Linked DNA regions of Mus musculus: regions 1 and 2 are each linked to region 3. The links are chromatin loops, found by intact Hi-C in ENCODE. Cell type or tissue: left cerebral cortex. All regions are shown on one strand. Each heading gives the region's core, and the rest is flanking DNA. Links, peaks and the distances in the headings are about the cores only.

Region 1 (8,031 bases), core at 1,886-6,885, 440 kb after region 3:
AGCTTCAGAAAGATTGGCTTGGTGCCTGAAGAGCAGTGGTATGGACTGTGAGTCAGAGCCTAACAGTGACAGGAAAAAGGTGGAAGAGGAAAGATCACAGCCAAGTGAAAGAAGAGGAGCGGGAAAGAATGAAGAGCAGTGGGGGTGGCGGAGGGCAGGGAAGGAAAAGACCATTCTTAAAGGCAAGGTTAAAAATGTGGCAGTGGAAAAATGCAACCTATTCTAGACTTTGGAAGAGGAATCTGTAGGAGAGGGAGACACGCCGGATGCTGAGAAAAGGACTGTAATGGGATGCTATTGAAATGGGTTTCGTTCTGCCGAAGTTCGGTCTGAGGTCCCCAAATGCCGCAGACAGAACAAACAGTATGTGATAGCAACACCCACATGGCCTAGAAGAGCTTTGCAGCCCCTAACATGATACCATTTCCCGCTCTCCCATCCGGTATCTGGGATGGCACCTAATGCTAGGTAAGGGCCCAGCTCCACATCTTGAAGATGCCCAAGATGTGTCTTGAGGTCCAGCTGGGAAGGAATGAGCCTGGCTTACCTCAAGTTACATGGAAAGTTAATAAGAGTCATTGGCTCTCTTGACTTGATCCATAGTCTCTGGAGGCTTCAGAGACACTGGATCCTGTAAATGCTTGCTGTAGTGACTCCTGCCTGCCTGCCTGCCTGCCTGCATGCATGCATGCATGCCAGAAAGAAGTCTGCAGGGGACACAGCTGGGCTTTCTTAATCACACCAGTCTGATTTCCACGGGCCAGGAGAGGGCCTGCTGGCGAGTCTTTTATGCCAAGGCCAGTGAAACCTTCCCAGTATGATGGAGCTGAGCCCATCAGAGGCAGAGGTTGGGCGCTATGCAGCATTCTCAGTGACGGTTAGGAGAACCCACTGGAACCCTAGGAGTTAATAGCAGGCGACTACCAAAACTACAAAAGGCCCTAATTTAATTGGCTAATGAAGTGCAGGGAGCAGGATTCTTAGCAGAAGGGCCAAGAGAAGAGGCCTCCTGTGTGTGGAGTGGGTGGCAGGTGGGGGTGAGGCGAAGTAAGTCTCAAGTTTTAAGTCTAAATTTTTCCCTCTCTTGAAAGCTAAAATGTTTTGTTTTTGTTTTTGTTTTTTGAGACAGGGTTTCTCTGTGTAGCCCTGGCTGTTCTGGAACTCACTCTGTAGACCAGGATGGCCTTGAACTCAGAAATCCGCCTGCCTCTGCCTCCCGAGTGCTGGGATTAAAGGTGTGCGCCACTACTCCCGGCGCTAAAATGTTTTTAATAGACTAGAGGACTTCTGATTTTTTTAAATTGTTGTGGTTGTTTTTAAATTACTTACTTTGAATTCATATGTATGCATGAATGCTTGCCTGCCAGTGTATGTATCATGTGTGTGCCAGGTCATCAGATCTTCTGGAACTGGAGATACAGGTAGTTGTAAGCCACTGATGTGCGTGCTAGGAACTGCGGCCAGGTCTCCTGGATGTGCCTAACTCCTAGGGCATCCAATTGAAGTAATCTTTATTTACTCTGCCTTCCAAGGGGAATGTACAGAGGGATTTCCTGACTTTGCACAGGAGGGAGGGAGGGTGGGGGAAGAGAAAGAGGGGGACATAAATGAGAATTTAAGTCCTTAGTGTGCTAGTGACCTGTAAGAGTCTAGTGTTTGCCATGAATGGAGCCACAGAGCTTGAAACTGAAGATGGGTGAGCTCTGCCTGGGTGACATTTAGAGGAGTAGGCACGGAAACCACGGTTTTAAGTGAGGCAACAAGGAGGGAGGAGCCGTGGGGAAGGGCACCCTGGTCCGTGGAAGGTAGTTAAGGAGAGATGGCACCATAGAAAGATGGTATGCTTTGTATGGCTAGCAGCAGTAGTGCCCTGAGTGGGACTGGAAGCTGACCTGGAGGGAAGCAACAGTGCTGGGTCTCAGAAAGTAAGTCAGACGTGTTGATCAGAAAGCAAGGCGTATCTTGGTAAAGAAGTGTGTGGATTTTTTTGTATTTACGTTCATGGGTCCTTTGAGAACAGTGGTGGCTTTTGTGTGGTGGTAATGTTTAAGTGAGACCTGTTCACTTAAGGACAGGCTATGAGGACAGGCTATAGATAGTATCTTAGCTAGGGTTTCTATTGCTCTGAAGAGACACCATGACCACAGCAAGTCTTATGAAGAAAACATTTAATTGGGGGCTGGCTTACAGTTTCAGAGGTTTAGTTCATGATCATCACTGAGAGAAGCATGGCAGCATGCATGCAGACATGGTGCTGGAGAGGGAGCTAAGAATCCTATATCTTGATCTGCAGCAGAAGGGACTGTGTGCCATACTGGGCATAGCTTGAGCACAGGAGACCTCAAAACCCGCCCCCACATTGCCACATTTCCTCTAACAAGGCCACATCACCTTCAACAAGGCTCTTAATAATGACACTCCCTCTGGACCATGCATTCGAATAGATGAGTCTCTGGGGGCCATTCCTGTTTATACCAGCACAGTGGGGAGTGGGGGAGCAAGAGAAGTTTTTTTTTTTTTTTCTAGGATTTGCATGTAGACCTTGAATGTGGTGGCCCTGTGCTTCTGACACTTCTTGCTTCTAGGGGAACATCTGGTCTACCTCTCCTGGACAGCCTGAGACAAAAAGCCATTAGCATCCCTCTTTGGGCTTATAGGCACGGAGGACTAGGTATTTTGGTTGTCATGATGACCACATGCTTTCTTGCCGATCCTTGGTTATTGCCAACCTTTAGTAAAATTGTGTTTGAGCTCCCTCCCCCAATTGCGCCCCCCCGCCCCCCAGTTTATTACAAGTCGAGTGGTACAAGGAAGGATACAGTGGAATACAGTCAGCCACAAACAGCCCTGCCGTTTGTAGCCCACAGATGGATCGGTGTCTTATTTATGCAAAATCAGCTGGGCACGGAGAGCAAATGCTGCAGGACTGCGCGGTGTGCGGATCTAAGGGTCGATCTCAGAAGAACAATGGCTACCAGAGCCTGGGGTGTCTCAGAGGGGACACGGGGTGGGAGGAGGGTTGATCAAGTGGTTAAACAGTTAGAGGAGAGTCAGAAATCCTGGCACGCCATTGCGTAGTCAGGTGACACGGAGAAGGACTGCGTGCTTCCTAGCTTGCCGAGCTGGAGGGAGAGCATACGTTCTCACTGTGAAGGTGTTTGTGGTGCTAGGTGGCTTAGTCCGACTTAAACTTTACACATGTGTACATGTATTGAAACACCTTATAAAAGGTATACTTTTTTATGTATCAATTCCAAATGAAATTTCAATAAAAAATTAAGAGTAGACTCATTCCAGACATGTGGGTCCAACCGGAGAGGGAGCGTGGCCTGTTTGAGGGTTAGTGTCGGTGGTGTGTGGCGAGCTTGCGCTCTGGTGTCCTCAGGAGACCCTTCCCTGGCTTCTGGTCACAGGGGAGTTTCCTCACTAGACCAGAAACAATGAAGCTACACACATTGCGGCATCTTTTGGCAGGCGACATTTTGATGGCATTTTAAGGCACAGAGGGCAAGGAAGATGAAAGGTTGTTTGCAAGTTCCAGGACTTGTGTGCTTAGGGAGATGATGGTGTTGCTGACAAGCGAGGTCCCCGGGCAGAAGAGCAAAATGGCTGCAGGAGGATTGTCCACAGAAGGTACCTGCCTAGTTACAGGAAGCTTGGAATTAGAGTTGAGACCTTCTGAAGCCTGCGCTTTCTGCTAGCCTGAGACCTACAGTACATGGGATAAAAAGTGCTTGTTGAGTCTAAGGTGGGCCAGCAGTGCCAGGTGGTGGTGTGCAGACAGTGAAAATTATGAGTAAAGCCAGGAACTTATTTTGGGAGTTGTGCATGCATAGATATTTAGAGGAGATGATTGGAGCTGTCGTGGAGGGAGTTCACTTAGATTTGCACACAGGCTATAATTGGAAATGGCCAATGAAGAGTATTCCCTTAAAGTGGAGAGGACAGCGAGCAGTCACAGCACACTTGTGCTGTGAGGTGACAGGTGACAGACAGGACAGCGGAGCATCTGCCTTTCCTAGGCTTGCTGGGATAGAAGGGAGCATTGGCTTGCAACATGGGGCAGTGTCAAGGTTTTTACTTTATTTTGGATAATACTTACGAAGAGGAAGGAAAGTGGATGGAGAGGGAATGATTGTCGAAGACCCAAGAAAGGGTTCTGCGCTGTCAGGACAGCAGTGTGTGCTCAGGATGCAGAGACCAAGGAAACACACTTAGGACTCAGCAGCACCTCCATGTGCTAGTGGTGGTGGTTGTTGATATTATCCGTAAGAAGAGAAGGTCCAGGTTCAGAGTCATCGATTCGCTCAAGGTCTCCACAGCCAGCTGGGGTCAGAATTCTGCACCTCTGTCCGTTAACAAAATGACTGCGTGGCTGTAAAGCTGGAGATGAGGCCACTGTAGAGAAGTAGCACAGGGGCTAAGTTTCCTCTGGACAGTGATGGAGTAGTAGGCAAAGGTCCCCAAGTGGGAGTGGCAGAAGACGGCTGTCCGCGTTAGGATTTCTATTGCTGTAAAGAAACGGCGTGACCACAGGCCAGCTAAGGAGGAAAGTGTTTATTCGCTTGATGCTTTAACATCGTGGTCCAATGGCTCCCAACCTTCCTAATGCTGCAACCCTGTAATACAGCTCCCCATGTGGTGAGCCCCAGCCATAACATGATTCTCATTGCTGTTATGAATTGTAGATATGTTTTCCGACGGTCTTAGGTGACCCCTGTGAGAGGGTCATTCAAGCATCCAAAGGAGACTCAGCTCATGGGTTGAGAACCATGTCTTAGTCCATCGCTGAAGAAAAAGTCAGGACAGGAACTAATTCAAGGCAGGAACCTGGAGGCAGGAGCTGACACAGAGGCCATGGAGGGGGGCCGCTTACTGACTTTCTCCCCATGGCTTGCTCAGCCTGCTTTCTTATAGAACCCAGGACCACAGTCCAGGGAGGCCACTACCCACAGTAGGCTGGACCTTTCCCATCAATCACTAATTAAGAAAATGCCCTACAGGCTTGCTTATAGCCAGATCTTATGGAAGCTTTTCCTCAATTGAGATTTTCCTCTTGGGAGACTCTCATGACAAGCTGACATAAAACGTACCAGTCCACCAGGGATGGATCCAGGTAAGGGAACATGTTGCTGTCAACAATCTACACTCTGTGGTGGGGGCCTGGGTGGGTTTACTGCAGCTTAATCCAGTAATTTGCTCAGACTTCCATCTCTGATTCTTCCTCTGTCCCATCTTAAATACAGAGGACAATCAAATGCGTTTCTATTGTGGGATGTGTGCCGTGTGTGTGTGTGTGTGTGTGTGTGTGTGTGTGTGTGTGTGTGTGTGTTTGAAATTACATTACTTAAAAACAAAACAAACTGGCTTATCTTTTTTGGGTATAAATATTGCCCGTGCAAATCATCTCTGAGTGAATTTTCTGGCACCGTGTGTGTATTTGTGTGTAAATTAGTCCATGTGACTCTGAATTCAGAGAGCTGGCAGATGTCTAAATGAGTATCCCTGTGTCATCAGGACCTAGATATTCTCTTGGGGAAGAACTAGAAACCTTGAGAATATTGAAATACATGACTAAAATTCCAGAAATCACACACACACACACACACACACACACACACACACACACACACACACACACACACACAAAGAGGACTGGCTCTTCCTGACATCCATATGAATGGTAGCATGTGACTCCCGGTGCTGTGTGTGGTCTGTCCATCGTCTCCGTTGCACTTCATTCTTTTCTGTCCTGTTCTTGGCCACCCCAGTGACCCCAAACCCCTCCGTAGCCCTGAACTAGACCTGGGAGCATGGTGAGTGCCAGGTTTACTGAGGGCCAGGAAAGGTGCGGAGTCATCTGTTTAGCACATGAGTTACTAGTTAAAAAGTTGACAGTGTTCAGTAGTTAATTTTAGGCCCCATCAACATGCCCCCATCAAAACAGCTTTATCATGGTGGCCACATGGGAAAGCGGTTACATCAAAATGTCATGTGTGGGAAAAAGGATTATTCTTAGAAATAAGTAGGGGCGTTTGATAAAGAAGAATTTAATTCAGAATTAGAAGGAGAGTTTTTCTTTTTAAAAACAGGCCCGTGTGTAGTACTGACAAACCTGGAACTTGCTATGTAGACCAGGCTGGCCTCGAACTCAGAGATCTGCCTGCCTCTGCTTCCCAAGTGCTGGGATTAAAGGTGTGCGTCACCACACCCAGCCGAGGTTTTATCACCTTTATGACAGTTCCCTCACGCTATCCATAAAGCGCAGACAAGGATTTACATAACAGAAAAAAGGTCACCATCTTCCCAAGGCAGGACTGAGCATTAGTGTAACACCACTGCCACCTAGTGGTGATCTCTTGCAGCTCGTTGTAAAGTAGGAAAGAGGATGTTTATAAGAGATATGGACACTTTGTACCTTCTCAATGCAGTTTTATCTCTCTAATTAGAAATTTATGCTCATGAACCTCTATGGAGAAGATACATACTAAGAGCAGAATGAACATCTTAGGGGTTAAATAAGTATTCACAGAATATAATTACTTTCCATCTGATTTTACCTTTATGCCTTTTCTTAAGAAAAGAAAATTATAAACCAGTGTAAGTAAAATAATATATTAGAAATTACTGGGCATTTTGTATAAAGGGTAATTAGACTATATTATACAGTCACTATCGTTTTGCTTTAGAACATATTAATTTGCATTTAAGCACAGATATCTTAACAGTTTCCAGTGTTGCATACAAAATGATGGGGGTTCTTTGGATCTACGTAGAGGTGGGTGGAGTCCCCTAGATGCTGGGAGGCTCTCTTCATCCTGCTTTCTTGAGCTTCCTCGTGTTTCAGTATTGGGTAGGTGTACCCCACTCCTCAGCCCAGTGTTGGTTCAGCCTAAGGTATACTATGCTTGTGTTTTGCAAGTTGAACTTTTTCCTTAAATAGAGATGCAGTCATAGGAATTCCCATAGCCAGGAAGCCCTGTGGAGCAGCTGCAGGGCCCCACTTGCTTTGCCTCCCTGCGTCACCTGTGTGAGCCGCATTTGGAGGGACCCACTGTTATAAGTGGCCAGGCTACAGCTCCCTGACATCACAGACATTCCAAAGAACCAGAATGAGACGGTGTACATTGATGTGTGTGTAAAAGTAAGCAGTTATTTCAAATGAATTAAAAATGTTTTTAGGCTCCCAATGGAGGAGCTAGAGAAAGTACCCAAGGAGCTAAAGGGATCTGCAACCCTATAGGTGGAACAACATTATGAACTAACCAGTACCCCGGAGCTCTTGACTCTAGCTGCATATGTATCAAAAGATGGCCTAGTCGGCCATCACTGGAAAGAGAGGCCCATTGGACACGCAAACTTTATATGCCCCAGTACAGGGGAACGCCAGGGCCAAAAAGGGGGAGTGGGCGGGTAGGGGAGTGGGGGTGGGTGGGTATGGGGGACTTTTGGTATAGCATTGGAAATGTAAATGAGCTAAATACCTAATAAAAATGGAAAAAAAAGAAAGCATACACACACACACACACGAAGAGAGAGAGAATAAAAAATGTTTTTATATGCATAAAGCAAGACTATTTTGAACATGAATTTTATTCTGTAAATTCATGTTGTCTGCCTCTGGCTTTTGAACTCGGTTACACAGAGCTGTAGGAATCCTAGCTGATATCCTGGGCAGGAAACCTGAGCTGGCCCTTATGTGGGTCAGAGTGTCTGGCCATTTACCGTTGGGAAAGCGCCTCAGATTGTTCTGATACACAAAACGGTTTGAGCACACTGCACCAAAATGTAGGGCTTAAAAAGCAGGGAGATGCTTGTGATACTGTAAATGATGATGTACCTTATCCTCCCCCACTCTAGTTTCATTAAGTATTGTTTCCAGAAACTTCTTTGAATGCTTTCTCTCCTATGAGCTGGGACACAGTTACCCCTCACGGTTCACACTGCGGTCCTTCCTCTTCAGCTTTGTTGCTATTTGATTTTAAAAAGTTAACTCAGCATTGGAAGGAAAGAAGTGTTCTGGGTTGGATC
Region 2 (8,031 bases), core at 1,886-6,885, 370 kb after region 3:
TAGTAGTGAGATCAAACTGTGTATTTTTAAGACATCCTTAAAACACAATGACTTGGAAGAGTTGAAAAACAGAACTAGTTATAATGGACAATCAGGAGCAAAGAGAACTCTATTTTATTATACAAGACAGAATTTACTGTGATAAGACAATGGAGATGGTATTCTGTTTCTTGCTTTATGTTTTGAATTGTTTTATGTGTGTGTGTGTGTGCCTGCCTGTCTATCTGTGCCCCATGTTCATGCAGGTACCTGAGGCCAGAAGAGGGCATTGGATCTTTTAGAACTGGCGTTACAAGTAGCTGTGAGCTGCCCAAGGTGGGTACTGGGCACTGAACGTGGGTCCTCAGGAAGATCATTGAGTGTTCTTAGTCACTGAGCCATCTCTCCAGCCCTTCCACCTACAAGACACCAGTTCCATTTATATAGAATCTGCTATCATAACCAGACCCCTTCATTAGGTGCTCATGGAAGTAAGGACTTCAATGGGAACTGGGGAGATACCAACATTTAGACCATCGAAACAGCTGTATTTGTAGTCACATTAATGAAGCAATCTGGATTATAACCCCGGCTCTGGGAGTTACACAGGTCCCTGGGCAAGCTGTATTCTTCTTTTCCAGTTTTAATGTCTTTCCTTCCTTCCTTCCTTCCTTCCTTCCTTCCTTCCTTCCTTCCTTCCTTCCTTCCTTTCTTTCTTTCGTTCTTTTTTTTTCTTTCTTCCTTCCTCCCTCCCCCCTCTCTTTCTTTCCTTCTTTCTTTCTCTCTCTCTTTTTTCTATAAAAAATAACGTATGTGTGTGTTTGAGAGAGAGATGGGGAGAGAGAGGGAGGGAGAGAGAGAGAGAGAGAGAGAGAGAGAGAGAGAGAGAGAGAGAGAGAGAGAGAACACACAACTTTTGGGAGTAGGGTTGCTCATTCTGCCAGATGGGTTTGGGAGTCTGAAAGGCAGGCTTGTCAGTGAGTGCCTTTACTCCTGTGTTACATCACCAGCCTCTGCTCTGGTTTTCCATGAAAGGCACTGACCACTGTGAGAACCAAGTGGGACAATGCAGGGGAAACATACCTGATACCGTATTACAAGTCATTCTTTCAACAGACTTGAGAAACATGGAGTGTGCTGAGAACTATACCGGAGCCAGGAAGATGGAAGACGTCAGTTATAATATTTGCTACCAGGAAGACGATATGTGAAAGCTGACTTCAAAAAAGTCTTCTCAGGCATTATGACAGGATGGCGTGTAGTCATTTAGTGTAGAGAGAGCAGACGTTTTTGTTTTTGTTTTGTTTTTAACCATGCAGCAAAGTCGGGAATACTTTTATGAGGAAGGTAGCCCTTAGGGTGAATCGTGAAAGATGAACAGGTGTTGTACAAGGCTGAGTAAGAGGAAGAACATTCCAGAACAGGGTACAGCATAAAAACAAGTGGCCTGAGGGTAACCACCTGAAAGGAACTCCTTGTTCCAAGGGACTGGTGAAGTAGACGCCTCGTGAAGATACTAGGACTTCAACTTGTGACTTGGGTCACTGTAAGAGGGATGACATATAAGCAGCTTAGAGGACACACAACCAATGAGGGGAGCCGGGTGTGGGGGTGGGGCTAGGTTGGTCAGGCACCTGAGGCTGAGTTCAATACCCAGCTCTCATATGGCAGAAGTTGAGAAACAATTCCTGCAAGTTATCTTCTGACCTCTCCACACTTGCACACGGGGCCCACACACAAATAAGTAAAAATAGAGTAAAAACTTCAAAATTAGTAAGGAACATAATGCAGGCCAGAGCGGTGAGGGAGAGAAAGTGAAGGGAAGGGGAAAGCAACGAGAGAAGGGAGGAACCCAGGCTTTTTTTTTTCTCCTTTGCATGACTAAGTGAATTGTGGTGACATTTACGTAAGACTAGAGAGAAAAGTCAGCTGTCAGGAAAGCACATTGTTTTACACAGGCTGAAAATAAGGCCAGGGGGATAAAGGTAGACATTCCTGGTTAGGAAGTTGGCTGGCTTCTGGGCTGGAGAGATGGCTCAGTGATTAAGAGCACACACTGTCCTTGCCTTGCCGAGGACAGGGCGTTTGGTTTGGAGCACCCACACTGGGTGCCTCCTAACTCCAGCTCCAGGGATACTTACTGGATGCTTCTGGCCTCCATGAGAATTCGCACTCATATGCGCAAACCCACACACAGACACAGACACCTAAGTGAAAAAGAAAAGTCAAAAAAAAAAAAAGTAACAATATGCTTGAAAAAGAGAAGTTCGCTTCCGGTCTGGGATAGCTCAGTCGGCAGGTAGAATGCTCACCTAGATGGAATGAAGGGCTGGTTTTGAGTGAGCCCCAGTGTTCAGCTGTGATCCCAGGGCTGAGGTAAACGCAGCATGGTCAGACTGCTCACTCACCCCACTTAAACCTCATTCAAAGTAAATGAAGGACAGGCTATTTAGGCAGCAGGTTGGAGGCCACTGAACAAAGCATAGTCACTAACAAAGAAGACCCAACAGTCCAAGGGCCCATTTAAAGGAGAGATTCAGGAATGCAAATTTAGTCAGTCAAGTTATAGAAAGTGAGGGCTGGAAACCATCCAGTGGCTTAGCTCTCTCCACAATCCTTAGGTGACCTTTATGAGTGTAGCTTCAGCGGAATATTAGCCTCGGAAATTAGTATGACGTGGGAGCATGCTGGATCAAGTAGTGTTTTGATTTTTCGGTTTCAAAACGTGTGAATTCATCTGTCTACCAGACTAAGGGCCAGAAGATGGTGCTGGCAGGAGTCTGAAGTCCACGAGAGAGGAAATGACCCATGCAAATGCAGTCACTGCTCGGTTTGCAACTAGATGGAAACCATCTTCACTGCCAGTAAAGATGATTTCAGGAAAGATGATTTAAAAAATTGCTTGTTGCAATTTTCATTTTCTTTTTCCCGGAGAGCAGCAGGAGAGACAGTTGACATTTGAGCTCTCTCTCGGAACTGCCCCTGTCCCTAATTTGAGCAGAGCGCTCACAGCGGACCACAGACCGGCTCCTTAGCTGGTTTTCTTTCCACGAAATCTTTCAGCCATAGAAAATGAACAAAAGCAGGGCTCCCCAGACAGCCCAGCCAGACATCTCAGCTGCCGGAATAGGTGCTTGGGAGTGGCTCAGGGGTGCGAAGCGCAGCCTCGCTCTGTTGAAGCCAGGTACTGTCCTGGGCAATTGGCTCCAGGTTTAGCTCCCGAGGCGGCCGTCGGGGGCTACAGGCACCCGTGGCGAGGGATGCCAAGGGGAAAGGGTGCCAGGTTCCGCTCGTCCGGCGCAAGCTACTCATCCCCGACATCCCCCGATTCTTCTGGCGATCCGGGCCCCGCGGCGCGGTTGCCTCTTTTAGCCGCACCACTGCCCGGTGCCCGTGACCACCCGGTGGCTGCTTTCGGTTCCGCGCCTTATATGGCCTGGCAGGGGGGTCACGTGCGTCCCGGGCCGCCCGCCGGGAGGGGCCGCTGGGGGAGGGGCGGACGGCGGGAGAAAAGGGGAGGGAGTCGGAGGCGGAGACAGGAGAGAGAGAGGGGCGGATTCTGCGGCCGTGGGAGGCGGCGGCGGCTTGAGGAGCCGAGCGCTCGCCGCCGCGCCGTGGAGCGGGACTCAGGCGGCTGCGGAGGCGGTGGCGGAGGAAGGGACCGGCGCGGGGGCGGGCGAGCGCGGCGGAAGCCAGAGAACGCGGGAGGGCCCGTGGCTGGCCCCGGGCAGGAGCCAGGGCGGCAGCGACAGCGATCCCAGCGAGGGAGGCGCAGGCAGCGGCGGCGGCAGCGACAGCGATCCCAGCGAGGGAGGCGCAGGCAGCGGCGGCGGCAGCGGCGGCGGCAGCGGCAGCGGCAGCGGGGGCCGGTGTCCGTGCGCCCCGGCGGCCAGCGGGCGCGGGCCGGCGCGATGGAGCCTCAGCACGTGCGCCCCGTGCTTGGAGCCCAGAGCCCGGCCTGGGAGGAACCGGTGGGTACCGCGCCCGCGCCCACCCCTCCCGCTTGTCCTTGCTCCCTGCCTCCCCCTCCCGGCCCATGTTCCGTTCAGGAAGCGGTCCGGGATGAGGTCCCCAGCTGCTTCCCAGCCGGGGCAGCGCTTCCTCCGGCGCCCGGGCTCCTCCTTGCTCGCCGCCCGAAGCGCCTTTGTCCGGTCGGCCTCTGGCGACGGTCCTTAGAGGACCGTTTCCGCGCTTCATCCTTTTCCCAACTTTGCACTTCATTCCCGAGTGTGGCGCGGCGGCCCGGGGAGTGGAGGCGACGGGGTTGCGCGGTCAGCGGGTGGCGCCGGGAGGAGACGGGGCTCACCTCTTGACCGCGCCCTGGCAGTCACCTGGGCACGCAGGTTCCCAAGGACCGCCGCCTGTGGAGGCTGGTGGCTGCCAGAAGCCCAGAGCCACGCCTCCGACTCGAGTGGCCGCGGCTGCCCTGAACAGTTCCGAGGGTCAGGGGACCTGGACCGGGATCCAGCCACCGGCTAACTTCGCTTTCGCCTGGATCTCACAGCACACGCCACGCGTAGATTGAGTCACTTTAGGGGCTCAGAGTGTTGCGTGTGAGAAGAGTCGAGGTCTTTGGATTTATTCCCTAAACTCCTTTAACTTATTTCTTGCACCTCAAACTGAGCCGTCTGTTATCCATCCATCCCTTCAGGGATTCCTCCCAGGAATCCCCGTCCTGCGTAGACCCTTGTAATCTTGAGTGGGCAATGAATTTTGGCTCTGCATACCCTATCTACGTATTTCTTAGTCCTTTTTGATTGACGTTGTGAACCGTCTCAAAAGCCTGGTCCAAAATTTCTGGCTTCATCCTTGCTGCGGTGCTGTTCTGATGATGTTTTCCCAGGGACTTCCTGAGTCTGCTCAGGCGGGCCCTCTGCCTGTTGAGAGCTTGTAGGTCAGGTGCCAGGCTTGCTTCTCCTTTTCTTACCCATAGACTTCCAGCCGGTTTGCCAGGGTACGATTCGCTGCCTCCTGCTTCCTGACCTTTCAGGAGTGTCCTTCGACTTTGATCCATCTGCAACTGCTTTTGCTTTTGTGAGTTTGCACGTTAGGTAGCCCATCTGTTCGTGTTCTATTGCGATCATCATTAGGGAGTAAGCTATTCTTGGTTAAAAATACAATTCATTCAGTCTTGACATTTAAGATCATTGGGAATGAAATCCAGCGACCTGTTTTGAACTTTACTAAATAAAATCCTATCAGCTTCCACCACTTACAGCGGGAAGCTCCAAGTCATGTGTAGTGCTTTTTGGGTGCTGAATGCTAGGACTTCACCGCAGTTAGAAAATTAGAGAACCTCCGGCTTTCTTCTCCAAAGTGCTAAGAAACAGAGTGCTTTCTTATTCTCCTAGAAAATCTTCAGTGCTAGTCTCGCCACATGAACGTTTAAAGCTAAAACCTTCACAGAGAAGCGAGATGGAGCAGGAGCAGTGGCTAAATGTTGAACTCTTCAAAACTTGGCGTATGTAAGTGGCTAAGGCATTTTATTAGTTCAGCAGATATTCTTATCCAACACCTATCGTGTTCTGAGATTGTTGGGCAAGCTGTTAACTCTCAGACAAGCTTTGTCCCCAAGAACCTTACTTTATAGCTGAAGGTTGACATCTATTCAAGTGTGTGTCATAAAAAGTTCTCATGAGTGATTTTATTCAGAACTTTGTGTAATGACTACAATATTTAAGGATTTTTCAAACGCTTTATATAACTACTTAAGAAAGTTGAGTTACCTGAACGACTAAAAGAGGAGTGTACTCAAGAGAAAGCAAGAATGCATTAGAGGAAACAGCTTTAAATGTTAAATATTTCTGGCTTGGAGAGCAACGGGGTTGACGTTTTAATCTAAATATGTTTTGAAGGAACACTGGGTCCATCCGAATCCCTGTTGTTTCTGTTTGGGACAGAGCGTCACACTGTAGGACAGGCTGCTGTGGGATTTTCTCGGTAGGCCAGGCAGGCCTGAAACTTCATGCCCTGCTGTTGCTTCAGCAGAATACAAGGCATCATTAAGTTCTCAAAAATCAGGGTCTTTAACTTTGATTCAGTGAGCTCAAGAATCTGAATGGAGTGAGTTCTGGTTTCCTTCAAAATGAACCTATATGACCATCATGCGGCATGCTATACTTAGAACATTAATTGCTAGTCTATATAACTTTAAGGAGCCACAGTGTCTGTCTGTCTGTCTGTCTCACACACACACACACACACACACACACACAGAGAGAGAGAGAGAGAGAGAGAGAGAGAGAGAGAGAGAGAGAGAGAGAGAGAAGAGAAGATCTAAACAGTAGAATCACAGCTTTCTTGAAGCCCAGACTCTGTGTGCTCAGAGACTCTCATTTTCAGGACCTGTGTGTGTCCCCTCCCCCCATTGCTTCCTAGTAGGTGGCACAGAACAAGCAGCTGATACATGCTCTGGCAACCACAGCTAGAGCCCCAGCTCCATGCCTTTCCCATCAAGATACATTTATCCTCTGAGCCAAAATAAATCCTTCCTCTCTTAAAACAAAATGAAACAACAGCAAAGAAAGCAAACCTGTTTTCACTGGGATCCCAGTTCTGAGGTTTTTTTGTTTGTTTGTTTTGTTTTTAACTTTCTTAAAATTTAAATATAGGTAATTTAATATTTTACCATACAAACTTGACTAAATGGGATTACTGTGTTGTTATGGCATGTGGCAACATGCATGCAAGAATTTGGTGTTTCTCTTTCTCTCTGTCTCTCTGTCTCTCTCTGTCTCTCTCTGTTTCTCTCTCTCTCCTGATGGAGCCTAAACCATGATGGCCCGATTTCTCCTATTCAGAGACAAAAACAAAAGATTCCTTGGAGATTCATGTGGAGAAAAGGGATTTTTTGGGACTTCCTGACATTCTGTCTGTGAGGGGGTGAAATTAAGTTAATTAGCTAAATTTGGATACACATTAGCTTTATTTAACATTATTCGGGCTAAATCTTGAGCCTAAAGAAGATACTTGCTAGCATAGTAAGTTTCTTGGTTTTCTTTGGTGCTAGCTTTGGAATGTAGTCCAATGTTAGTGAATATAGGCATAATCTAAATTTTAGCCCAAAAAGTATTTGGGGAATTGGGTGTGGTGCTGCACACCTGTATTCACACAATTAGGTGAGGAAGGAGGGCCCAGATTGTGGAGCCAGCATAAACTATATATTGAGACTCTGTATCCAGAGACAAGAGAAGAAAAGAATGAGGGCTGGGATGTAGATTTGGGACAGAGCACATGCCAGTGCAAGGCTTGCCCTAGCACCACTAAAGTAAATAAGTAAGGAGAATCAAAGCGTTTTGCTGTTGGGAATGAGCGGGTAGGAAGATATTTAGCAAAGCAGTCCTTAATCTTGGGTGGGAGTGGGTAGCAGATAGGTAGTTACAATTCTAGCTCAGTTTAAAAATGTGGGAGTATTTACAAAATACCTTAAGTGGAGAGAGGCTTGACTATACTTCATTCCCTAAACTTGGTTTTTATTTTCAAATGGTTCTATACCTGTTGGCATTAGCTGTTGGCAGTATACCAGTTATCAGTCCAGAATTAATGGACACTTAGAAAGGGAAGTGTTTCAAAGCAAAAAGCCCACAATACAAGCGAAAGGTTGTACAGTTCCACTTTCTGCCTGGATGGTGAGAGGCTTTGGCCTTGTGGGCTAGGACCACAGTAAGTTCCTGTAATCAACAGCACTGTTGCTCATGGAATAATTTGTTATCTAAGTAACAACTAAGAAAATTGACACAGGGCAAACTTTTTGAATGTTAATTTCTGACTATGGAATACATAGTGATTGCAGAATCAGTTCCATATTGCTGCCAGGGCAGCCTTCCAGTCTGTGCTGGTTCCATCTGTAGTCCTTTGGTTCTGGACTGATCAGGAACATGAGCCCTGGACCATGGCTTCTCAAGTACCCACTCATGGTTTTCAAGATATGACACATAACTCTTAAGTTCTATCACAATTGAAGGTAGAACCGTAGAACATGGGATTAGACACTTTGAGTGACTCATGATTCTGCTTGTTGTGAGCAGTTGATTAGTTCACAATACCTGTAAG
Region 3 (8,031 bases), core at 1,813-6,812:
GGGGTGGAAAACTTGACTAGTGACTGTTTCTGAACTGCAATGCATGTAAGACAGGCAGTCCCCATACAGGAGTGTCACTGGGAGGCAGTCTTCTTTCTAATTCTTTGCTCAACCGCAGATGTTGCTCCTGGGGTATGACTAGGCTGGGGATGGGCTTGAGAGCATCTGCCTGGGATGTGTGAGGCTCTGTTCAATCCAGCACTGGACAGGAAAAAAGGATTTTCTTTGTTTCTCTGTTTTGCTTTGCTTTATTTTTTGTTGTTGTTGTTTTTGTTTTTTGTTTCTAAAAGACACTGCTATCTGTAGTTGAGACAACCGTGGTTTCTATATTTCCCAGAGAGAGCAAGACACTTGTGTTGCAGTAAATCTCCAACCCAAATATGCCCTGGCAATGACAACACAACTCAGTTAATATGATTACATGCTGTGCGCCTAGATTGGGCAGATCTGCCACTACACTACCATCTTCCACATCTTATGAGATCCCTTAGAACTTGTGGTTTCTCCAGGCCATGAGCTTCTGCTCTGCTTTATTTTCTTCCTCCTCCTCTGCACTGCCTTTCTCTCAAACCTCCTTCTCTCTCCCCACCTTCTGCTCCACCTTCCCTTTTACCTGCCCAAGCATCAGCTCTCCTTTATTTCACAAATGAAGGTGGGAAGCAGGTTTACAGGAAATCACCTGAGTGCTGACTCATTCCTCGTTCACAAGCACTCACTAGAGAACGGAATTAACATCAAATATAATCAGCCCCAGGGCTATCCACAACACAGTGCAGTCTGCCTTCTTTTTAGAAACCATCAGTTTTCAAAGGATTGGGCATAAAGATAGTTCAGCTGATGGCACATAGGAACCAAACCCTACCTGCCTGTGAGAGATCACTGCATACACAATATCCCGGAATTTTGTAAATAGACCATTAACCTCTGGTAGCTGGAACAGTAGGGAGGAAAGGTTTACACCACAGAACTTGGCATACATCATTAGCACCCCCTGTCCGCAGTGGCCAGGACAGCCATCTTATCAGCAGATCCTAGGAACACCTGCCAGGAGAGCTTACATTCTCAGTAGGTACTCCTGAGAATCTTACAGAACCAAAAGTTACTCCTATGGATTTCTCTAGCAGGAATAAACAATAGAAAAGTGATTATAGGCATAGCCCAAGGGTCACCATGTAAGCAAACAGTAAAAGCCAGGTGTACTTATACATGAATAGAGATACAGCAGGAAATTGCAAAAGACTGTGAAAGGCATTGCTTTTCTGGGAAAAGGAGATTCCCACAGACAGCACGTGTGTAAGTGTTGGCTTGCAGACAATTCTGCTGGGCTCCTCCCAACAGTGATCTAGCAACAGCTTGTGTCACTGCCTGCCAGGTGTGAACCAGGTGCCCATAAACAGGACTGCCTGCTAGCCCAGCCCCTCTGCCTCTCTCTGCCTCTCTCTGCCTCTCTCTGCCTCTCTCTGCCTCTCTCTGCCTCTCTCTTTCTCTCTCTCTCTCTCTCTCTTTCTCTCTCTCTCTCTCTCTCTCTCTCTCCTCCCCTTGTTTCTCAATTTCTGTCCTTCTCTGTCCCTTCTCTGCCTCTACCCATTTCCAGGTCCCTGATCCCCACTCTTTCCCTGACAATAAACTTTCTTTTATACTAAGCCTTTTGAGTGGCAAGATTGTTCAGGGGATGCCTCAGCACTTCAGCACTGGCTGCCCAGAACTCCCAGCTCCTGCTATTGCCGATTTACATTTCACAACAACAATCACACAAGGCTTGAAGCATTCTGTAACAGTGACACACGGAAGCAGCCTGTCTCCAGAGTTATTGGCCAAAGCAAAGAACAAAGAATAAGTGGACCATGCTTTCTTTGAAAACTGAACAGAGCACTGTATATCACTAAAAGATCTTAAGATAGCTGCTTGGATATTGGGAAAAAGTTAAGTTTAAATAGAAGAGTAGCAATTATATCTGAAAATAGGCTTTCTTGTCCAACTGAACTCTTAAAACTGCAAAACTACTGAGCTAATGGCTAGAAATGGCCAACCATTGACAACAGAACTGTCACTTACACCTGCTGGCGGGAAAATCCGTTTTTTGTTTTTGTTTTTGGTTTTTTTTTTTTCTGAGACATTGGGTATATCATTCACTCCAGGTCCTCAGGCCTCATGATGAGGAGTAGTTGACCAACATATAATAGAATCCACTCTGTGTGTGTGTGTGTGTGTGTGTGTGTGTGTGTGTGTGTGTGTGTAGACATGTACTTTTTACTTGGTTTACAGTTTGGTGAGTCTTTTCTGTTTGGGTAGTGTTTTATTTTGTTTTCCTGGACTGGAGGATTTTGTTGCTGCACTGGCTTTTGTTTGTCTTGAGAAAAAACTCAAGGGGGGAAAAGATCTAGAAGGACTTGGGGAGGGGAAAACATGATCAAAATAAATTTAAATTGAAAAATTGTTTTAAGCAGTAAACATAAGATAAAAAAGAAGATAGACTTGCATTAGCTTTTCCTCACTAAAAACAAACAAACAAATCTGCCAACCATTAGGTAGCCATTGGCGTTTGGGTGAGAGTGTTCCACACAGGCACATGCACAAGTGGTGGAACTGTTTGGGAAGGATTGGGAGGTGTGATGTCGTTGGAGGAAGTGTGCCACTGGGGCTGGGCTTTGAGGTTTAAAGAGCTTCCAGCCACCCCCAGTGTCACAGCTCCTGCTGTGGCTTAGATGTGAGTGGTCAGCTGTTCCTGCTCTCGGGGACCCTAACCCTCCAGAACCATGAGCCCAGTTGAACACTTTCTTTCGTAAGTTGCCCTGGTCGGGGTATTTTATCACAGCAACAGAAACGCACCTATCTATATACAATAAACTACATGTATTCATAGTCCCAGAGTGTCTTTCTTCTGTGCTTTTTTCTGGGCATCTCTTGCTGTCTCAACACCGAGTGTGTGCCTCCCGTGTGTACTGAGCACAGTCCTGACTGCTGCGCATGTGTGTTCTAGTCCCGTGCAGTGATGACTCAGGACAGTCCATCCATTTTAAAGTTCACGGTTAAGTGAGCACTCTTCAGACTCCAGCAGTGCCATATGGGGTCTGCTTTCTGAACTTCCTGCTGCTATTAGAAAGTGACATCTGAAGCTACTATCGGTCAACCTTTTCTCATGAGAACAGTCATTGACAGCTTTGCAGATTTGATTTTTTGAGGAAAATGGAGTATATTTAATAGAATTGTTTAGAAGAATAAAAATGTAATACAATAAAAAAATGAAGCAACATTGAGAATATAACTAGGTGAGTTTTGGCTTATAATAGCCCATGGTTTTAAAAATATAGACTAAAAGTAATAACTCTCGAGTCTAGGGACTCCAGTTGTAGTGATACTTGAATTTATTGTTATAGTTGTTCTAACTATAGGAAAAATGCATATTCTTCGTCAGAGTGTCAAATTAATGAACATAAGTTATACAAAGAGTTCAGTAAGCTCTCCCTGTGTTATCATTTGAAAATATAGCGGGGAATTCACTAACGAAAACTCAAACAAGTCTGTCTTCTAAGCTAATGCTGCTTGACAGCAGGAGGCAGCAAAGACAGCAAGGACAGCGCAGCTAATTGTCTGTGTGTCTGAGGACAGTCAGTCTGCTATACTCAGAAGAATCACGGAAAGATGAAGCAGATGGCTTGAAAGATTGTTTTCCAGGCCATCACTGCTGACCTAAATAAAGGAGCTTCCACTACCCAACAGAAGCCACACAAGGGACTGTGGAAATCTCCCAAGCAGAAGGCTGACTTCCCAAGTGCTGGCGTACAAAGGTGAGCATTCATTTCAATAATGTGTAGTATACCTGATCGCCACTAGATGGCGATGCGGGCACTTCACCAGAGTCGGAGGAAAGCTGCTGGCACCCAGAAGTAGGGCAATAGGAACTAGGTATCTTTCCCCGCTACTTCTGTAAGACAGATTTCCCAGGCTCCAAAACCAGGAGCAGAACCCTTCTGAGTGAAGAGTCCACTGATGACGCAGCTTGCAGGTTGACGAGGAAGGGAACTGTAGAGGACAAGCCTTACTTCTTATTACTGGCAACGACTCTTAGACTTGGCTGTACAGTCTACTTGTGAATCACAACAGAGTGGGCCTAAATAGAGCAACTAGTATTCTGCCTCATTATTTACCAAGGAATTTGACCAAAAGCCACAAACAGTGGTAGACTACTTTGAGAATTCACTGTGGCCACTTAGCCTGAGGATGCACACTCTCAAGTTGTTTTTCTACCTGATGGTCCAAGTGCGCACACTTCCTGTCCATCCCACAGATCGAGGGACAATGGAGTAAAAGCAGCATGCTGGCATGGGAGTTTCCCCATCAAAACACCACTTAGTTCCAATTTGTATTGCTTTATTACTAAGTGTGTCTTATGTCTGCTTGCTGAACTTTGAGCTGAGGACATGAAGCTATACATTTCTGAGAAACACTTGATTAGAGGAAGTTCATATAATAATATTTTGGTTGTCCTTGAGATAATTTTGCTCGTTTGCTTTGAGTCCCCATATCCAATGACAATGGCACTTTCTGTTCTAGTAACCATAGAGATGTGTAATGCCCTCAACAGCTTGTCTGAAAACCAGTCTTTGCTGAGGATGCCCCCCTGGGAGAATATCTGGCTCGTGGGCTCCATCTGCTTGTCCATGTCACTTCACTTCTTGATCCTCTACGTGGTACCTTTGCCACTCATTTTCCAGATCACACCGCTGAATCTGACCCAGTGGCTGATGGTGCTGAAAATCTCCTTGCCTGTGATCCTCATGGATGAGACGCTCAAGTTTGTGGCCCCAAACTACCTGGAACAACCCGGTAAAGAGTGTGTGCAGCCTGCCACCAAATCTTCCTGCTCCCTGTCTCAGTTCCCTTCCTTGTCAAGGCTAAGGGTGGGGAAGTCTGTGCTTTGTCCTGGGTCTCAGGACACAAGGCTGTGTGTGCAGTGCAGGAGTCTGCAGGCAGTGTGGGGAGCGTGGCCGTTGCCAGTGGCCTGAGCAGTTTTAGCCTCCACCTGCATCCTATCAATAGATTCCCTTCACCCGCTTGTTGTCAGGGTCAAAGGGAGACTTCAGGTGAACCTGGGCAGCATAGGTGACCCCCATTCTCTCCAAGGCATACTCTCCATTCTTCACAAAGTCCAGAGAGACAGGGCCACCACTGGGGTCTCGGATGTAGCCATAGGCGATGGTCTTAAGTTAGATAGCTTAACTATCTAGCTTCAGTTACCAGTGTCATTCAGCTTAGACAAGACAGAGCAGAAAAGAAGACATCAATTGTGTGTACCCATTAGTAAAGTAGGGAGCCGGGACAGCAAAGGTTCTTAATATGTCCAGAAAAGCCCTGGGACTGAAAGAGCTGCAGATTAAAGCACAGAGAGATGGGCTATGTTTTAAACAGCCAAGAACCATTATTAAAATTGTAAGTAAAGATTCTTTCAGAAAAAGAAATAAGAGGCTTAATTTAGGTCACCGATATTTTCTTTTCCTTCCCTCTCCTCTCTCTCCTTTTCCCCTCCCTCCGTCCTTCTCTCCCTCCCTCCCTTCCTCTCCTTTGTTTTTGTTTTTTTCTCTGTGTAACCCTGGCTGTCTTGGAACTTGCCCTGTAGACCAAGCTGGCCTTGAATGCAGAGTTCTGCCTACCTTTGCCTCCCAGGTGCTGGATTAAAGATGTGCACTGCCACGCCCAGCCCCGTTTTCTTTCCCTTTTATACTTTAGAGACGAGACAGGGTCCTGCTATGGAGCCTGGATTATCCAGAACTCACTATGTAGTTCAGGCAGGTCTTGACTTTATGATTGTCTTCCTTCACATAACAAGTGCTGGGGTTACAGGCATGCATCCTTCAAATAACAAGTGTGCTCCACCACACCCATTCACATCCCGACCACAGGTAAAGCATGACCTTTGAGCTCCACATTATATGAGAAATTTAAAGAACATATTTGAAGTTCAAACACAATAGTATTTACTGCTAGGCATCAGTGAAAACAGAAGTGAAGGAAAACTGGTTCAAATAGAGGGAATGCTACCGTTTGGAATAGTTCTGAAGAGAACCACAAGTAACAGGTTCCATAAAAATCCCTGAGCACGGTGGATGCACAGGGGCCATCTTGCTGCTGCAATAGAGCTACTGACTTACCAACATTGTTTTAGGCAATGCTTTTGTCTTAACTTAATTAAACTAATATGTTTATGTGTCTTCAAAAGAATTGGAAGTCAGTAGCCTATTTTGGTTTGAGATTTTAAAAACATTCCTGTAAGCTAAAAAAAAAAAAAAAAGAAAAAACAAAATTCTAAGACAACACTGTATCATCCATCCACTCACAAAGACACTTACACCTCTTTTAAGGAAAATCATATGAAATAGTAATTATTAGTCTATTACTGAAGGAATGATACAGGGTAATGCCTTCCCTTGCTAATGGAGGTTTGCAGAGTGACAAGGCAGCAACCCACTCACCCTTCTTTCTGTTCACTAATTAATTAGTTATCCAACTAACTAGTTTTGGAGACTACCTTTCTGTTTGCTACATAACAGTGATATTTAACAAGAAAAGATTTCTTTGTGAAGATTAAAACCAATTGCAGACATATCCCACTAACTTCCGCTTCAGACTAAGTAAGCCTGCAGCCCTCCTGGTTCCGCCAGCTCGTTCTCATCAGCATCAAGATTAACGAGCTTCATTGCAGCTTCCTCACCTTCCAAGGGCTGTGCTGCTCTCTCAGTCAGAGCTGCACCTACTCATGGCACCTGCCAAGCATGCACCACCTGCAGACACGTGCTGGTACAAACTCTACCAGAGGCCTGCGTTGCTGTCCTACCTTATCCAGTCTCCAGCCCCAGACCTTAAAGGAGCCTGCTGTACACGGCAGCCCCAGGTTTCCTTCCTAGGCAGCAGGAATGGCTGTCGACAACCATGCTGATATCAGGAAGAGAGGATGCAGGAATCCGGAGATGCTTACGTCTAAAAACTACACGTTGCTTATATCTGTACGTTTTAACGTTAGTAACACTTAACATTGGCAGAAGACTAAGACACGGGCTTACTTTGTCACTCTCAAGACGGATAGATTGTTTTTCCTATTAAGAGTCTAAAAATAAATTTTAGCCATTCAAGCAGCTGTTGGAGTGGCTAAGCCAGAAGTTCCCTTAATGGCAGCATTTGAAAGCAAATTCATTTGTGAGAGGAAAGTTTTGAGAGATACCTGCACATGTTTGTCACTGTCTTGTCCAATCATGTTTCTCCATTCCATGAGCGACTGCTGCAGACGTTCAAGTCCAGTTTCCCAGAGCCTGACACGCCCTCCCATATCAACAGTCACGACGCTGCTCTTGTCCCACTCAGCCAGCAGAGCATCTGTGTCTGAAATAGCAGATATCCATGCGGTGTATGGCGAGAGAGACTCTGCGCTGAAAAAGGAGCCCAAAGGAAGAACAAGTCGCTCATACAGAATGCAGTGTATACAGATGCAAACAGCTTATGGGGACCATGGGGAAGTGACACTACTTCAGAAATGCTGACAGTCGTTAGGTCAGGTTTTGACAAAATGACACAAATGTAGATGTGTTTGCAAAGACAAACCTTAATTGAGAAAAACACTTGCACCAGATTGCCTATAGGCAACTCTGTAGGGCATTTTGTTGACTTGTGATTGATAGGGGTGTATGTGTGTGGGGCTGGCTCTCCGTAGGTGATGCCACCACAGGGCAGGTGGTTCCAGGTTATATACACGTCAGTAAGCAGCACTCCTTCATGAATTCTGCTTCAGCTCCTGCTTCCGGGTTCCTGCCCTGACTCCCCTCAGTAATAGCATGGGTCTGAGAGTCCTAAGAGTTGTTTGGCCATGGTGTTTATCACAGCAATAAAAACCCTAAGATATTATGAGATGTTATTTTCTTTGATTCTTTTTTTTGGGGGGGGGCATTTTCGAGACAGGGTTTCTCTGTGTAGCCTGTCCTGGAACTCACTTTGTAGACCAGGCTGGCCTCAAACTCAGAAATCCGCCTGCCTTTGCCTCCT

What was found. Peaks named below come from ENCODE experiments on the same cell type or tissue, not always from the same donor. Only the 100,000 strongest peaks of a DNase experiment are listed, where the experiment ranks them.
Region 1: it touches region 3 in a loop (5-fold over the local background); 38 of 42 quality-filtered maps call a loop at or near these places.
Region 2: a loop joins it to region 3, with 3 times the contacts of the local background. A loop is called at or near these places in 8 of 42 quality-filtered maps.

The regions. Positions count from the first base shown.
Region 1 is chr14:78,666,777-78,674,807 of GRCm38, reverse strand. All of the region lies in intron 2 of Dgkh (diacylglycerol kinase, eta), which reads left to right. Among named protein-coding and RNA genes, the nearest start is that of Gm30716, 20 kb to the right of the region's middle. In left cerebral cortex, for the core only: CTCF peaks have their summits at 4,638 and 6,347 (motif pointing left); DNase peaks (open chromatin) are centred at 4,555 and 6,323.
Region 2 is chr14:78,728,277-78,736,307 of GRCm38, reverse strand. It overlaps Dgkh (diacylglycerol kinase, eta), which reads left to right and starts at 3,579. Exons shown (of 30, transcript NM_001081336.2): 1 at 3,579-3,950. The coding sequence starts at 3,891. In left cerebral cortex, for the core only: CTCF peaks have their summits at 3,357 and 4,838; DNase peaks (open chromatin) are centred at 4,339, 4,846, 5,885, 6,345 and 6 more places; H3K4me3 peaks cover 2,979 bases; H3K27ac peaks cover 2,389 bases.
Region 3 is chr14:79,102,882-79,110,912 of GRCm38, reverse strand. Vwa8 (von Willebrand factor A domain containing 8) reads right to left here. Exons shown (of 45, transcript NM_027906.1): 37 at 7,217-7,421. Gm30970 (a long non-coding RNA gene) reads left to right here. Exons shown (of 2, transcript XR_383637.4): 2 at 3,676-6,316. Among named protein-coding and RNA genes, the nearest start is that of Gm30970, 28 kb to the left of the region's middle. In left cerebral cortex, for the core only: CTCF peaks have their summits at 3,622 and 3,824 (motif pointing right); a DNase peak (open chromatin) is centred at 3,847; H3K27ac peaks cover 170 bases.